2 separate regions of the Homo sapiens genome follow, and region 1 is linked to region 2. A link is an interaction called in ENCODE POLR2A ChIA-PET data of the cell type or tissue named here. Cell type or tissue: PC-9. All regions are shown on one strand.

The links. ChIA-PET counts read pairs that join two places held together with the same protein. Peaks named below come from ENCODE experiments on the same cell type or tissue, not always from the same donor. Only the 100,000 strongest peaks of a DNase experiment are listed, where the experiment ranks them.
Region 1: POLR2A ChIA-PET joins it to region 2 with 9 read pairs; 2 of 35 experiments call an interaction of 5 or more read pairs at or near these places.

The regions. Positions count from the first base shown.
Region 1 is chr14:64,810,749-64,813,248 of GRCh38, forward strand. All of the region lies in intron 2 of SPTB (spectrin beta, erythrocytic), which reads right to left. Among named protein-coding and RNA genes, the nearest start is that of MIR7855, 26 kb to the left of the region's middle. In PC-9, no CTCF peak of the experiment used is centred here; a DNase peak (open chromatin) is centred at 1,103.
Region 2 is chr14:64,719,303-64,721,802 of GRCh38, forward strand. The region is part of intron 1 of PLEKHG3 (pleckstrin homology and RhoGEF domain containing G3); the gene reads left to right. Among named protein-coding and RNA genes, the nearest start is that of PLEKHG3, 16 kb to the left of the region's middle. In PC-9, no CTCF peak of the experiment used is centred here; a DNase peak (open chromatin) is centred at 1,089; H3K4me3 peaks cover 544 bases; H3K27ac peaks cover 2,131 bases.

The DNA of each region.
Region 1 (2,500 bases), 91 kb after region 2:
AGGGCTTTCAAAATATGACACAAAATCCAAAAGCTATAAAATAAAAAATTGAAAGTTCAACTACATTAAAATAATGTTTGTGTTGGACCAGGCATTGTGGCTCACACCTATAATCCCAGAGCTTTGGGAGGCCAAGGTAGGAGGATCACTTGAGGCCAGGAGTTTGAGACTAGCCTGGCAATATAACAAGGTTGCATCTCTACAAAAAAATTTAAAAATTAGAGGGGTGTGGTGGCATGCACCTGTAATCCTAGCTATTCAGGAGGCTGAGGTAGGAGGATCACTTGAGCTCAGTTTGAGGCTGTCGTGAGCTATGATTGTGCCACCGCACTCCAGCCTGGGTGAAAGATTGAGACCCACCTCGAAAAAAAAAAGTTTATATTGGATAAAACACCATAAGCAAAGTCAAACAAATGAGCAAAAATATATCTAACATACATTATAAAGGGCTAATTTACTTAATATACAAAAAGCACCTACATATTAACAAGGAAAAAGACCAGTAATGTGAACAAAGAGTTAACAGAAAAAATTATAAGCATCTCTTAAATGTATAAAAAATTGTACAAGTCACTCATAATAGAAGTCCAAATTAAAAGCCCACGTGCATGCACACACGCACATGCAAACACACAATCTAATAATGGTCCTTAATTTGTTTGAACAAACTAATCATAAAGACATTTTTAAGACAACTTGGAAAATCTGAATATCAAGTGTATATTAGGTTATATTTTTAGGGAATTACTGTTAATTTTATTAGGTGTAATAATGGTATCATGGTTAGGTGGAAAATGTTCATGTTTTTCAGAGATACATACTAGAGTAATTAGGGGGAAAGTATGATGATCTTTAATTTACTTTAACAATGCTTCAACCCCCAACATAGATCAGCAAATATAACAAAATATCAACAATTGTTAAATTTAGGTGATAATGTAATGACCCTATTATACTTTTGTCTCTACTTTTTTACCAGTTTGTAATTTTCCATAATAAAAGCCAAAAAGTAAAATGAAAGTACACAAACATACTATGTTTCACTTATCAGTTGGGCAAAGATCAAGAAGTCTGATAAAATGCTTGTGTTGGCAAGGATGTGGGGAAAAAACATTCATGTATTGCTGGAAAGGGTATAACTGGCTCAACCTCTACGAAAGGCAATTTGGCAAGACCCATCAGAATTACAAATGCACATGCTTTTGGACCCAGTAATTCCACTTCTAGGAATTTATCCTACAGATCTATTCATACACTGGTAAAAAAAAATCATTGCATTTTTAAATTTTAAAATCTTTTGATTATTTTTTAATTAAAAAAAATTTGAGTAGCTGGGATTACAGGCATGTGCCAACACACCCAGCTAATTTTTGTATTTTTAGTAGAGACAGTGTTTCACAATGTTGGCCAGGCTGGTCTCAAACTCCTCACCTCAGGTGATCTGCCTGCCTCGGCCTCCCAAGGTGCTGGGATTACAGGCGTGAGCCAACGCGCCCAGCCTAAAGAAAATATTAACATGTTTTTATTTTCTTCCTTTTTCCAAGATAGCCTAATTCCTTTCATGTGCTTTCCTGCCTTAGGGATTTTTCACCAGGCCAAAATCATAAGCATCTTTAACCACCTGAGCCCATAAGAGAAGTGAAAAGGAGAGAGCAAGGCTGATGGCAGGAGCATTGGCCCCTGGATGCAAAAGGGGAGTGAGGTCTGTAAGGAGCAAGGAACGCTCTACCTCCTCGACACCCACACAGCTACTTCTGAGGTTCTGCCCTCTGAATACTCCCTATGGGGGTTTAAAGCATAAATGCCTCCCCACAGGGTCACGGCGCAGTCTCTTTCTTGTGTTACTCCTTCTCCAGGCTTCTCCGTGGCTCCTCCCTCCTCCCTTCTCGGTGAGCAGCACACCAGCTGCCAGCCCCACCCACTGCAGCACCTGCTTCACCTCCTGACGTCACGGGCATCTGGGAAGTTCACCATCAAAAGTCCCTAGTGGGGCTGTTTTAAAAATAGGAGCTGTCCTTAAACCAAACTGTAAAGTTGAAGTATCTTATCTTTGGAAGCTTCATCTCCCATTTCTGGGTCCACCTATTTATTGCTTCCATGGCTTTCTATTACATTCCTTGAGGGCTTTGTGCCTCTCCCTCCTTTTCTGTTAAAAAAATTTGCTTTCAACAATAGAAAATAGCAACTTAAATAATCAAAAACAAGGGATGATTTAATATTTTGGTATATTAATGAGGATACTATTAAGGTTGTTGAATAAATTTCAATGACAGGAAAGGATATTGTAATGCATTTTGGGGGAAAATTCAGATTTTCAAACCTATATCCTAATGCTGGGTGTTGTTATAGCTGGATGGTAAGATTGTGGGTAATTTTTTCTTCTTTTTTGCTTTTCTCTGTTTTCTAAAATATTTGCAGTGGGCATATATTGGTTTTATAATATGAAACAACAGATGTCATAAAGAAAAATAGGATATGAAGTTCATAAACCCTGGGGACT
Region 2 (2,500 bases):
GCTTGCAGAACAAATAAGTGATTTATCCGTTATCATCATCACCACCACCACCATTCTCGGTGGGCTTACTGTGTGTCAGATGTACGGGTTACTTACTTGTGTCATCTCAACCTTGGAGACAACCCAGTCAGGTTGGCAGTATTACTGTGCCTATTTTCCTCATGAGGAACTTGATGCTTGGTGAGGTGAAGTGACTTGCCCAAGGCCACATACAGCCAGGAAAAGTGGAGGGCCTGGAAGTCAAATGGGGTCTGCCTGACTCCACAGCCTGTGGATGAGTTTACTGCATTTGACCTCTGTGGGCTCTACTGCATCTGTGCATATTCTCTTTTCTGCCGAGGAAGCAGAGGGACCCAGTGGGGGCCCCTCCACACCCACTTGGTTCCCACCGAGATTCTCCAGTGCCTTTGAACCTGAGGCAGTAGTAAAATGCAGCTTCCTCCTACCCACCCACCCCGCTCCAGCCTAGAGGCCTCAAAACAAGCAGCCCCTGAAATGGGGATGAGGCCGGAAAGATGGCGAATTTGCAGGGCTGGGTTCTTGAACTTTGCTGGTAAGTAGCAGCGGTCCTGTGAACCTTTTTGACCTCAAGATGAGAGAGGTGGGGCCTCTGGGAACTTTGGATCTGTCTGTGATTTCCAGGGGGTAATTTCTAGTAACACCTTTTAGGGCTTTCTTTGGCTCTTCCGGTTTTGGGGCACATTGCATAGTGACAAGTTGTGCTGGCAGCCAAGTTACCTCTACACTGGCTGTGAACAAGAGCAATTTATAATAAACAATACTTGCCCCCATTTGGCTTTAGCATATGTTTACATGAAACTTCCTGGCAGATTGCTTTTCCTGGGACATTTGCAGGGAGACCAGATCATCACAGCCCCTTTTCTAAACTTGGCTACTTTCCCCTTCCTCCCAGTCTCTTGTGGCTGGTCACCTAGTATGTAGCCCAGCGGGGCAGCTATGCCGTGCTCTAGCTCCCTGTCTGGGGCCAAGTAGGATGGGACTACCGGGGTGAATGAGCAGTCATCAATCCTGGCGCTTCTTGGTTGATCGGAAACTTGCTGGCAGTGACTAATGTGGAGACTCATTAGGCTAGGAGGAACTGGCTTTGGTCTTGACCTCACCCACTGTTTACCTTTCTCTTGACTGTGTGAGTGGTGAGCTCATCCCGGCGCCATCTCAGAGTCCTTCCAGCAGGCATTTATTGAACACCTAATGTGCCTTGCTCTCTGGGGCTGAAGGGAAGGTATGGGAAAGAAGGCCCAGCCCACTGGGTTTTACTGTATTGTCCAGAAGAGATGCATGTACATATCAAGCCCCAAGACCAATGCTTTAAGTGATAGGGTGTTTCGAGTTCAGAGGAGTATATTACTTCCCTATTGCCACTGTAACAAATTCTGCAATCTTAGTGGCTTAAATCAACACACATTTGTTGTCTTAAAGTTCTGGAGGTAAGAAGTCAGACTGGGTTTGCATGGCTGGGTTCCTTCTGCAGGATCCAGGGCAGAATTTGTTTCCTTGCTCTTCCTAGCTTCCCAGGCTGCCTGTATCCTTGGCTTGTGGCCCCTTCCTCCATCTTCAAAGCCAGCAGTGTAGCATCTTCCAGTTCCCTTCTCTCTGTCCCTCTGCTTTTATTGTCAAACTTCTGTCTGACTCTGACTCCTGCCGGATTCCTCTTACGAGGAGCCTTATGATCACATCAGGCCCACCGGGCTAATCCAGGATAATCTTCCATCTTAAAATCCTTGATTTGATCACATCTGCCTTCTATGTGTCCCTTTTGCCATATAAGGTGACATTCATAGGTTGAGGGTCAGGCTGTAGATATCCTTGGGTGGGGGCATTATTCAGCTTACACTAGTGTGTATGTTGGGAAATGGTTGAGGAGGCCTTTCTCTGAAGGAGATGATTGCTAAATGTGTATAGGCAGAGGGTCTGGGGACACATTCCAGGTTTGGGAGACAACATGGGCACATGTTGGGTAGGTGGGGACAGGGGGGTGTAGATGAACAGCCCTCCCTCTGAGCTAGGTGCCTGGCTTTCCTTTCCTTCCAAGGTCAGGCCGAGGGAACTTTCTGGACTTCAGTTGCAGGCCCAGGCTTTCTCCTGGAGTCCATGTGGGAGGGCTCCCCTGGCAACACAATCCTTTTCCTTCCTGGCAGCTGTGGTCCTGCTGCAAGGGACCCAGCCAGACTACATGGGCCCTGCTGCTCTTAGGTGGTGGGAAAATGCATTCCTGAGGGAAAATGAATTTGAACCAGCTGGGCTGGGTTTGGGTGGCCCAGAAACCTTGGTCACACTGTTGGCACAGCCTCTGCAGGCAGTCACGTTGCTCACATGCACACAAAGTCACTCCCCGGGGAGCCTTCTCTCGCGCTTTATTACGGTGCTCAGGGCTGCTGAATCTCCAGGAGGGATGGGAGGGGTCAGAGTGAGGAAACTGCTGGGAAAGGGGGCAAGGGTCCCCTAGGAGGGGGTCCTCCCCTCCCCCAGGAGAGCCCCT